Regions from separate parts of the Homo sapiens genome. Here all the other regions are linked to region 1. The links are chromatin contacts, found by Hi-C or POLR2A ChIA-PET in ENCODE. All regions are on one chromosome and are shown on one strand. The core of a region is the stretch at or near the end of the contact, and the rest is flanking DNA. Distances in the headings are between cores, read along the strand shown.

Evidence for each region. A loop is a pair of places that touch in the nucleus more often than their neighbours do. ChIA-PET counts read pairs that join two places held with the same protein, here RNA polymerase II (POLR2A). Pooled maps may share reads with other maps.
Region 2: a map of HepG2 shows a loop between it and region 1 (1.9-fold over the local background). The contact joins two enhancer-like sites. A Hi-C loop is called at or near these places in 6 of 168 maps with a recorded cell type or tissue (Caco-2, HepG2, K562 and 3 more) and 3 of 50 pooled maps. POLR2A ChIA-PET finds 5 or more read pairs at or near these places in 4 of 52 experiments (H1, OCI-LY7, activated CD8-positive, alpha-beta memory T cell and 1 more).
Region 3: a pooled map shows a loop between it and region 1 (5-fold over the local background). The contact joins two enhancer-like sites. A Hi-C loop is called at or near these places in 1 of 168 maps with a recorded cell type or tissue (Caco-2) and 2 of 50 pooled maps. POLR2A ChIA-PET finds 5 or more read pairs at or near these places in 3 of 52 experiments (OCI-LY7, PC-9 and activated CD8-positive, alpha-beta memory T cell).

The regions. Positions count from the first base shown.
Region 1 is chr3:14,287,315-14,290,915 of GRCh38, reverse strand. No RefSeq gene overlaps it. Among named protein-coding and RNA genes, the nearest start is that of LINC01267, 63 kb to the left of the region's middle. Within about 2 kb of position 1,675, at least 2 of the 41 ENCODE cell types and tissues checked have a DNase peak (open chromatin) inside an H3K27ac peak, as active enhancers do; they include psoas muscle, where a contact is called at or near this core.
Region 2 is chr3:14,373,042-14,376,642 of GRCh38, reverse strand. No RefSeq gene overlaps it. Among named protein-coding and RNA genes, the nearest start is that of LINC01267, 22 kb to the right of the region's middle. RefSeq lists an enhancer at 1-165. Within about 2 kb of position 1,987, at least 6 of the 41 ENCODE cell types and tissues checked have a DNase peak (open chromatin) inside an H3K27ac peak, as active enhancers do; they include psoas muscle, where a contact is called at or near this core.
Region 3 is chr3:14,356,853-14,360,453 of GRCh38, reverse strand. No RefSeq gene overlaps it. Among named protein-coding and RNA genes, the nearest start is that of LINC01267, 6.1 kb to the right of the region's middle. Within about 2 kb of position 1,898, at least 10 of the 41 ENCODE cell types and tissues checked have a DNase peak (open chromatin) inside an H3K27ac peak, as active enhancers do.

The DNA.
Region 1 (3,601 bases), core at 426-2,925:
CACCCCTGACTCCCATGCTGGCTTCATGTTTTTCTCCCAGGGTCAAAGAGAAGAGGATCCAAGCCAACAGACGGATATTCAGAAAGATGAGACAGGGGGAAGGTTAAGTCATCCCAGCCTTGAGAACAGAAAGAACAAGATGTTCAAAGCTCTCTGCAGAGCAAGCAAGGGGATAAGGAAAAGAGTGGGAAGTCATCTAGTGGAATATGAGAGAAATGTGGACAAAAGGAGAGGCAATCCGTGGAGAGAAAAAGCGGGGGAGTGGGGAAGGATGAAGCTGAGAGGGGCTCCTAAGCGTGGAAGGTGCTGACCTCTCCATTCTCACAAAGTGCGGTCATTCATCAACACCCTCTGTCAGACACCCGCCGTTTGGACTACAGTAGTGAGCAAGACAGACAAAAATCTCTGCCCTTGTGGAGCTTAAATTTTGGTGGTGGAGACAGAAAATAAGCAAGCAGAGGATGAAAGTGTATGAAAGCAGTAAGGACAATGCAGAAAGTTGAAGTAGAGTGAGGTGGTTGGAGGCACCAGGGGCTATTTTCCATCTAGGAGGTGACATTCATGCTGAGACATGAATGAGGATAAACAGCCAGTCAAGGAAAGATGAGGGAAGAGTGTTCCAGGAAGAGGAGTGGTGAGTGCAAAGTCCCTGGGGTAGGAATGGGCTTGGTGTGTTCAAGGGAAGGAGTAGAGTGAGCCCAGAGAGTGTGGCAGGGCATGAGTGGGACTGGGGGGCAGGGCGTCAGACACAGGATTTTTAGTCAGGGTAACAAATTGGAATTTTATTGTAAGTACATAGGGTTTCAAAGAAAATATCACATTCCAGTGTCCACACTGCCGGGGTGCTTTAAAAGTAGTGTTGAGAGAGAAATCAATCATTCATAGAGGGTTCGTTGTGAGCCAGGCTCTGGAGCAGGGTCTCTTGCAGCCTTTTTTCCATGTGATTCTTACTGGTAACAGAACTAGAAAGCCGCTGAGTTCAAGTCTGGCATGTGTTCTACTATAACACAACTTCACAGCCTTTCCTCAAATGAATGTGGATTCCTTACAGTTAATAAAGTGCTTTTATATGCACCTTACCTCATGCGCTCTTACAGAGTGCTGTCACCTCTTTGCAATGGCCTTTGCAATGTTTCTGAGACCTTGAATGATGAGTCACAGCTCTGCAGCTGTTCTTTATCCTCAGCTTTCAGCAGCTTCTCTCTAAACAGGATCACTATTGATGTGAACTCGGAGTTGGATACAGTCAGCATCCGTGGAAGTTAGAGGCAGGTCACTGTGAGCCCATGTGGTGTCTTTGCTCAAATCAGAAAATGACTCCCTTTGCTCAAGATACTTCTAGCTTCCAAAAAAGTTGTAATAATTATTTTGTTAGAGTGTCCTTTGCAGCCATCTGCAAATAAATTACCTCTTTATGTATGTGAACCTACACTATTTTTGATATGAGAGAGGCCCACTTAAATGCAGCGACCTTGTGGAAGGCAGAACCTGAATGACTTTCATGATTTTCTACACCCCTGCACAAAATGTTTAGAACAGCAAAGCTATGAGTCCACGCAGAAAGGGAATCCATCTGGAAATGGCCACACTAGGACATATGCATGAACACATGCGATACCCTGGGGGTGACCATGACTGTCCAGGTTTTCCTAGAGCTGCTCCCCTTCACAGGACATTCAGTTCTGGTTCCCTCTCCCACATCAGCATGCTCTCCACCCCTCTGTAACACTGCCCCCATCCTAGTCACATTATGCACCTGCTCCAGGGTATGAAATGGGTTGAGCAATACTGGGTCCTTTTACAGTTCTCCTGGGATTGTGAGATGAAGTCCCTGAACTGTGCCCTGGGAAAAATCCCCCACTGTGACCCTGGGTGGTATTGGTCTCCAACACTCACCACACCCACGTTCCCCTGTGTGGCCAGCACCACTTCTAATGCCAGGGGGCGCACCTTTGAATTCTTCCAGCTCCTAAATTTAGAAACATGGATTAAATCTAAATAAATGGATAGTTATGTAACTTCTTGTCCCTTTTCACTACCCCCTCCCCTTGGAATAATCAGCCTTAATCAGCTAATGATGGGGCCCTGAATACAACCCCAATCCCCTGGGAAGCTATTGGGCTTACATAAGGAGTGACATTGGCTGGTATGCTTTAAAATACATTCTCTCATTCTGTCTTCTCTCTCTTTTTTCTCTTTCTCAATCTCTCCTACTCACCCATACATTCTGACACAGACACACACACACACATGCACACACACACACTCTCACTCCCCCAAACATGTCCATCAAGTGCTGAAGATGCTTAGCTAGCCTGGGATCAACTATATGCAAGCTGAGAGAAAGGGTTTACTCCTCAGGAGGTTCAAACTTATCACCTAAAAATAAATCACCTAAATCTGTAAATGACAGCTCATGCAGGAAGGAAGGGGGCTCTTTGCCATAGAATTATAGACTGTTTGAGGAAAAAGGGAGGGTCATTTGAGAACTTCCTAATCATCAGAACTGTCCAGCAATGGAATGGCTACTCTCAGGAAACAGTGAGCTTCCCGTCACTGGAGGTGAGTAAGCAGAAGTTGGGGATAATGGATAAGGATTCTTGCAATGAGCAGAGGCTGAATGGTAGCTTTTATGCAGGATCTGCTATGTGCCAGAAACTGTGCTCTAAAGGTATCGTAATGAGATGACAAAAAAGATTCATCTCACATGCCAAATCCTACCTATTGGGAGTGGCTGCCTGGAGCTCTGGACATACAGAAGATTCTGAGGGTCAGTGAGAAAGAATATCTTGAATGATTAGCAGTGTCTGTCATGGCTGCAGGATAAGCGAACAGAAGGTATCGATATGCTATTTGCCAATGATTTATTTTACTGTTTATTAATCCCTTTGTTGACGAGGAAACCGAGATTCAGAGGTCTGCGGTTGGTAAGTGGCAGAGCCAAGATTTGGACCCAGTCTAGCCAAAACCAGTCTGTGCTCATGGCCACTATACTATTCTTCCCCTCAATGACGTGAGGAATGGCGCTGGGGCTGCGTCCCTCATTTGCAAATGCTGTTGGCATGTGAGTTTTAGCCTCTGAGCTGTGGGTTCCAGAAGGTCATCTACTGGATCTGAAGGCTGACCCAAGGAGAAGACACACGTGCCACTCTCTGAGCCAGGACAGACTCCCTCCGTCCACCACCCGGCTCTGACTCCCAGCAACACTGGGAAGTGGGCCTGCCATGGATGATCAACACTGGGAAGTGGGCCTGCCATGGATGATCAACACTGGGAAGTGGGCCTGCCATGGATGATCAACACTGGGAAGTGGGCCTGCCATGGATGATCAACACTGGGAAGTGGGCCTGCCATGGATGATCAACACTGGGAAGTGGGCCTGCCATGGATGATCAACCTCACAGCACAGATGAGGAAACCGGGGCAACCAAGTATAGGCCATCTCTCCTCCTTGGATCCTGTGCTTGGTGGCACGTGAAAGCCCAGCGTTCCTGGCCAGAGAGCACATTCGACAGCAAATGCAGTGCAGAGGGACCCAGCAGGCACCTTGAGCCACAGCAGCCACTTCTCAGCCCAGCTGCTTCCTGCCAGCTCCCTGAGG
Region 2 (3,601 bases), core at 738-3,237, 85 kb before region 1:
CAGGCACTGCACAGAGGGCTTTATGTGTATGCATGACTGCCTTGAATCCTCTCAACACTCCATGCAGGGATTATTTCCCCACTTCACAGATGAGGAAACTGAGGCTTGGCAAGGTTAAGTAGTTGCCTGAAGGCACATGCAACCCCTAAGCAAGTCCTGTCAAAATACACCTCCAAAACAGCACTTATCCCCATTATCTCTCAGCTGGACAGCTGGAGAGAGGAGGACTACTGATGCTGAACAGGTCAAATTTTAACAAACCTGTATCTTGGATCGGTTGAACATAGACCTACCAGGCTGGGAGTGGTGTCTCATGCCTGTAATCCCAGCACTTTGGGAGGCCGAGGTGGGCGGATCACCTGAGGTCAGGGGTTTGAGACCAGCCTGGCCAACATGGTGAAACCCCATCTCTACTAAAAATACAAAAATTAGCCAGGTGTGGGCCCAGGCACCTGTAATCTCAGCTACTTGGGAGGCTGAGGCATGGGAATCTCTTGAACCCGGGAGACGGAGGTTGCAGGGAGCTGAGATTGTGCCACTACACTCCGGCCTGGGCGACAGAGTGAGACTCTGTCTCAAAACAAAAACAAAAACATACACCTACCTATGCCTCCGTGTCTTCACCAAAGCTAACCACTGTCTGGAACTTGATGCTTCTTGTTCAAAGTATATTTTTATTCTTTTACTATTAATACATATGAATGTATTGACAAATAATATATACCAAATATGTGTTTTTTAAATCTTCATGTAAAGTGGATCACACTGAATGCCTTCTTCTGGAACTTGCCTTTTCTCCTTCCGTAGTGTTTCTGAGGCTCATGATGCCAGCATGTGTAGCTGCCATTCATGCATTCTCACTGCTGTGTAGTATTTCATGCAAGGCTGCAACCCCTTTTGTTGTTCCTATGTCTGACTCCCTCTGATCCAGGTGGCATGGTTTGGGGTCCTGTGTTACGGGTGGGAAAACTGGGGCTCAGAGAGGTTAAGGAGCCTGTGTGGGGTCAGCCAGCTTCTTAAGGGCATAAAAAACTCTGTTGAGCTCCAAAGGGTGTGGTTCCCAGGCTCCTTTATATTCAATAATATGATCAAAAAGGGGAAGAGACATTCAGTTGGCCTAGCCCTGGGGCCACCTCAGTTCTCAGGGGGTGGCCAAGAAGGGGGGCTTGACCTGGCATCCACTGGGCAGGTGGCCCAGTGGTCAGAAACCACTCCCAGCCCCAAATCCGTCCATGACCTCATTTCACCCTAGAGGTAGCTTGGGGACACAGCATGCAGGCCACAGGGTGGACACTGGCTCCGTAAGACACCTCCTGCCAGGACGCCAAATAGGAGAGTCCTGAGCTGGATGCTACTCTAAGACTCTAAGCCTCAGTTTCCTGACTGATAACACGGGGATCATCACCATACCTGCCCAGAGGAAGGCTGGAACACTGTTCAGGGCATTGAGGTGCCTCTGTCCCAGCTTTGTCTGTTTTTATTCATTCGCTCATTCAACAAGCAAGCACTGGACATCTGTTTAGGGGCAAATGCTACACAGGGCTCTGGGGGGCTGAGAATGACTGAGAATTAGGAGCTAGAATGGGGCAGCAGACAAGCTGTCATCACAGAGAGGGTACTGGCTGTGTGACCCTAGGCCACTCTGCTCCCTCCGCATCTCTTTCCTCCCTTGTGGAATGTGCTTTGGGAGGTGCCTAGACCCTCACCTGGCTATAGGAAGTGGGGCTGTGTCTTTCCTCCTGGGTTCCTAGGCAGAGAGAAGGCTACAAAGCCACTGGTGAGCATCTTGGAGCCTGAAGCTGCCGGCTGCCGGCCCTGTCCCCAAGGTGGGCGGGCCCTGGTAGGTGGCTGTGGACATAGTTGGGCAGTCAGCTCATGCCCCAGACATGCAGGCATGTCACTGCAAGGACAGCCCAAGGAAAACCCCTCCTCCTGCTGTCTCTGCCACCCTCCTCTCTCCTCCTCCCTCCCACTCCCCTGGGTGAGGCAGCTGCTTCTCCCAGAATTTCCGCAGCCTGCCCCGGCTGCCCACCCTGCAAAGACCATCAATCCTTGGTGCCTGCACAGGCCCTGCCCATCCTGGCAGGGGCAGCTGCTGCCAGGGGAGCCTGCCCACCCTCACGTCGCTCAGGCACCAGCTTGACACAAACACAGACCAGGCAGGAAGAGCCAATTCAGGTCACCCTCAGAAACGGCTCAGGGCTCAGGCTGCCCAGGCCCTGAGGGGAAGCCTCCTCGGGGTGTTGCTGAGTGTCAAGGCCCCCACTCCACCCCTGTGGTTTATCTGTTTCAGAAAGACCCCATGGTGAGGGGATATGGGCTGAACAGAGGCCCTACCCCAGCTGGAGAGACGGCAGGTCTATTCAAGAGCCTGGGAATCGGGTCGGACAGCTTGGGTGTTGACATCGGTGCTGCCGCCACTTGGGCTGTGTGACCTCAGGCAGGTTGCCTGCTCTGTCTGAGCCCCGGCGTTCTCTTCTGTCCAGTGAGGACCCCTTGCATGGGGGTGTGGGATTCCATGGGACATGGAGGGGGCAGTGCCCTGCAGAGGGGCTGGCATTGAGGTCAGGAAACAGAGTTTAGGGGCAGGGTGGGGAGTATGTCACATGACTCCAGGATGAACGCCGACAGCAAGGGAAGCGGGACTGGTAAGTGTCAGGGTGTGGAGGTGTGGAGGTGTGGGGGCAGGTGGCAAAGGGAGAGAGCCAGAGAGACAGGGGGAGAGAGAGAGAGAGAGAGAAGGCAGGAGAGCCTAGAGAGACAACAAGTGAGGCAGCCAGGGAGGGGGACATTCTCGCTGTGGGTGGGGCACACTGAACCTTCCTGAAAGAAAGGCTCTTGAGCTGAGCCTGGAGGACTCCATAGAAGGGTTGGGTTTTGGGCTGGGGAGAGGGTCCAGTGAGAAGTTGATTGTGACTGAGGACAGGAGGGTGACATGTCCCCCAAACTGGTGCTTGTCGACGCCAGCAGGCAGACCACTTCCGGAGGGCCCTGAGGATGGTCCCACTGTCCTTCCCCAGCCATGGCCCTCCAAGGGATGGAAAATCATGGATGCAGAGAGACAGGTGGAGGAACTGAGGCACATGTGTAGTATCTACCCCCCTTACAACTTCCTCCGGAATGGTCCAGTTGTTCTCTTCTGCCCTAAAACTTCCTCAGAGTTTATTCTTCACCAGACAGAGCCCTTGGCCCTCACCCGCCAGCCTTGGGTGGGCTGCTGTGTGGAGACCCCAGCAGTCTCGGAGCTGGGTAGGAGGAGGAGGGGCTGCAGAGCCTGGACCCCGTGGGCGGCACACCTCTGGCTGAATCCGTGGGGTGGGGAAATTTCTTACCCTCTCTCACCTGCCGAGCGATCTCAGGCAAGTCTTAAGGCACATCTGGCTTTGACTGCCCATTGGTGGAACAAGGTGGTCTCTGAGGCATTTCCAGCTGCACGTTCTCACTTTTGAGAGCCCCAAATGTCTGTGGCAAAGAACCATGGATATATGTCCCATATCTCAGAGATGATGAGAGAGAGTGACAGAGAGGAACCCAGACAGAGAGTGGATACCCCACAGAGACAGCAGGCAGAGACAAGATGGAGTAGAAAAGAGAAGGAGAG
Region 3 (3,601 bases), core at 649-3,148, 69 kb before region 1:
GCTGCCAGGACTCTGGAATGTGCAGTCGCATCCCGTCTCGTCTGCGGTCAGGGAAATATTTGGCTGAAAACAAACACTCTCATTCCTGATTAGGGCAACGTCAAGGACCCTCTGACCCAAGCGAGAGGTCTCACCCTGAGGGTGAGCCTGGTCACATCCGTTCTCCAGGAGGCCCACCTGGACTGTGCTGTGTGACGCCTGGTTACTCACTCCCCCTCTCTGTGCTCCTGTGTCTGTGCTCAGGGGAGAGACAGGATCCCACAGAGCAGTCCCGCACATGTGAGCACTTTTTCTTCAGGTTCTGTTTGGGTGCTGTTTTCAAGGGGCTGGAAACGTCTGAGGAGGAACCCCTGGAAGGCAACAGATCCCCCAGGCAGGCCTTGACACTTCCTGGAGCCGACCTCAGTGGCAGGTGGCTAGGAATGGTTTTTCCCAGGAGAGGTGGGGCTCCTGGAAACTCGGGTGTGCAGATTTGGTTGGGACCAAGACGTATAGATCTCCTGTCTCCCTGTCTGTCCCCTTCATACTATACCTCCGAGGCTGGGGTGCTCACTTCCTGTCCAAGTAGCCCATTGTTCTGTTGGGTGTCAATTTGTCTTCACCCCACCTGGAACTGGCTTCCCCTTAATTCCCCCCTTTCCTGCCACCACAGGCCTTAGGGCCCTGACCCTCCGCTTCCTCGCCCGGAGACAGCCCTGCAGAGGCCTGAGTATGCAGTGTGCCCCTGCTGCCACCCTGTTCTTGAAGGTTCTGTGGTTTTCCACACTGGCCAGGAGCATCTTCAGGCTGGCATCTCAGGCTGAGCCAAACTGGAAAGTGAGGAAAGTCGGCAGGGGGCATGCAAGGCAGGAAAGAAGTGTGTTTGAAGGAGCAGTTTAAGCCCAACAGACATGGTTCTAATCCCAGCAGTACTACTTTTGGGCTGCGTTGCTCTGGGCAAGAGACTCAAATTTCCTAAGCCTCAGTTTACTTATCTGTAAGATGGGAACAATGAAAGCATCTAGTTCGTGAGGCTCAAATAAGAGGAGCTGTGGGAGACTTTTCTGTGGCTCCAACATATGATGCTCCTCATGCCCCTGCCTCAACTTCCTTACCCCAGTTCTGCCCTTGAACTAGCACTCAGCCCTATGGGATGACCCCTTCCTCCCATCACGCTGTATCCTTCCCAGCCACTGTGCCTTTCTATCTGCTGTGTTCTCTGCCTGGCCGGCTCTTCCTTCTTCTTAGCCTGGCCCCCTCCAATGCACCATTTGAGAAGGGCACCATTCTCTTCCTTTCCTTTCTTGGGCAGAATGCATCTCCCCGCTCCCGGTCACCCACAGTCTCCATGCTGGAGTGGTTTCGAGGAGGGAAAACTGGAATACGGAGCTTGATGCTAGCCCTGTGCCTTTTGGTTGCAGGACTCTGAATGAGACCATTTTGCTCCCGAGCCTCAGTTTGGCTCATCTGAGAAATGCGGACAAGAACCAAGCTCCTGCCCAGTGCTCTCACACATTCTGTGACCCACAGAGGTGATCCTGGCACACAAGTGTAGCTTTGCCATATGTGCATTTCCTGGAAAAGCAAAGCAAAGTGGGTCTAACCCTCAGGGCCCAAGCAGTGAGGTTATGTAAGTTCCGAAACTTATTTTTCCCCGTAATTATGACAGACTCCTGGAGCCCTGGGTGAACGGGCCCTGGACCCAGCCCTTGCTTCTGCGCTTGTTGGGACATAGACCAGAATTAATGTAATTATCAGCTCGGGCCTCCTTCCAGGTAGGCCCTGCCAGGGCGCCTCCCTCTGGATTTCATTAAGTCTCCTGTCAACATTGTCCGCTCAGCGCTGTTGGTTTCCGAGTCAGCTTGCGGAGCCGCAGGAGGAACGGGCGCCAGCCCCAGCCCCGCGTGATGGATTTTGTTTACTCTCTTCTTCCCACAGATTCCTCCTTTAATAACCCTGGAGCCAGGAGGCAGGGAGGCGGGAGGCAGGGTCTCGGCGGAGGCGCTGAGGCAGCTCTCCTGCAGGGCTGCAAGGGCCGTGTGAGCAGCACTAGGAGGGCACTCTCTAGAAAGAAGCTACGTCTTAAGGAATAGAGGAAAATCTAGTTGATTCCAGGGAATCAACTTTTGGGAGGGAGCTTAGTAGTTCTGGAAGCTCTGATTAGGCTGAGGCTTGATCCTGGTCACACACCGCACCCTAGTCCTGGCCACAGACTTAGGCCTGATCGTGGTCCTAGAGCCCTGACCCTAACCATAGACTAATCCACCATCCTAGCTCATGGGATGAATGCAAACCTGGCCCCTGTCTGAGCTCAAACATTAACCAAGGCTTGGCCGGGCATGGTGGCTCACGCCTGTAATCCCAGTACTTTGGGAGGCTGAGGTGGACAGATCACCTGAAGTCAGGAGTTTGAGACCAGCCTGTCCAACATGGTGAAACACCGTCTCTACTAAACATACACAAAATTAGCCAGGTATGGTGGTGTGCACCTGTAGTCCCAGCTACTCGGGAGGCTGAGGTGGGAGGATTGGTTTGCTTGAACCCAGGAGGCGGAGGTTGCAGTAAGCCAAGACCGCACCACTGCACTCCAGCCTTGGTGACAGAGCGAGACCCCATCTCAAAAATAAATAAATAATAAATAAATAAATTAATTAACTTAACCCAGGCTGAATCCTAACCCAAGTTATAGACTGAGTCCTGAGCCCTAACTGAATCCCTGATCCTGACTCCAGACAGCCCTGACTGTGGTCATAGACTAAGCTCTAACTCCAGTCCCAAGCTGAGCCCTGGTCCCGGATGCTGCCAGACCACACACCAAGTTCTCAGATTCTATTTTCACAAGGCCTCCCTTTTCAAAGTATAAGCCTGTCTCCTGAAGAAGAACCAAGTCAGCCTGTTAGTGCTCATTCCTTGGTCAAGAAAGAGATGCTCTTGAAGGAATGGATCATGGAACAGCTTAGCCTTGAGGGGTAGGAGTCAGAGAGAAGCAGAGACAGTTACTTCCAAACATGAGAAGCTGAGCTGGACAAGTAGCCCACCAGAGAAATAGAAAAGTGGAGAAGAGGAAATATGGTATTGGGGGAAAGAGCAGCAGACTGCTCTACTAAGGACAGTAGCTGGAAGTTTTTTAATATGCCCTATTGAGAGTCATTCATTCATTCAGCAAACACTGAGCACCAAGCACTGAGCACCACCAATGAGCCTAGTGTTCGTCCATTCCACTGTGCATTCAGTAAGCATGTATTATATGCTATGGAACCCACATTCTGTTTAGTGGGGGGTGGAAGACTTCTCAGTCAGCGTCTCCAGAGTTATAAATTACCTTCCTCCCTCTCCTCCCTTACACCACCACACCTACACTGTGGATTCCTATGGCACTAAGAAATGAGTCTTAGAGTCAGGCAGACGGAGCAAGTCACCTTTCCTCTTGAACCCTCAGTTTCCCCATTTTTTTTTTTTTTTTTGAGACGGAGTCTCGCTCTGTCCCCCAGGCTGGAGTGCAGTGGCGCGATCTCGGCTCACTGCAAGCTCCGCCTCCCAGGTTCATGCCGTTCTCCTGCTTCAGCCTCCCGAGTAGCTGGGACTACAGGTGCCCGCCACCACGCCTGGCTAATTATTTGTA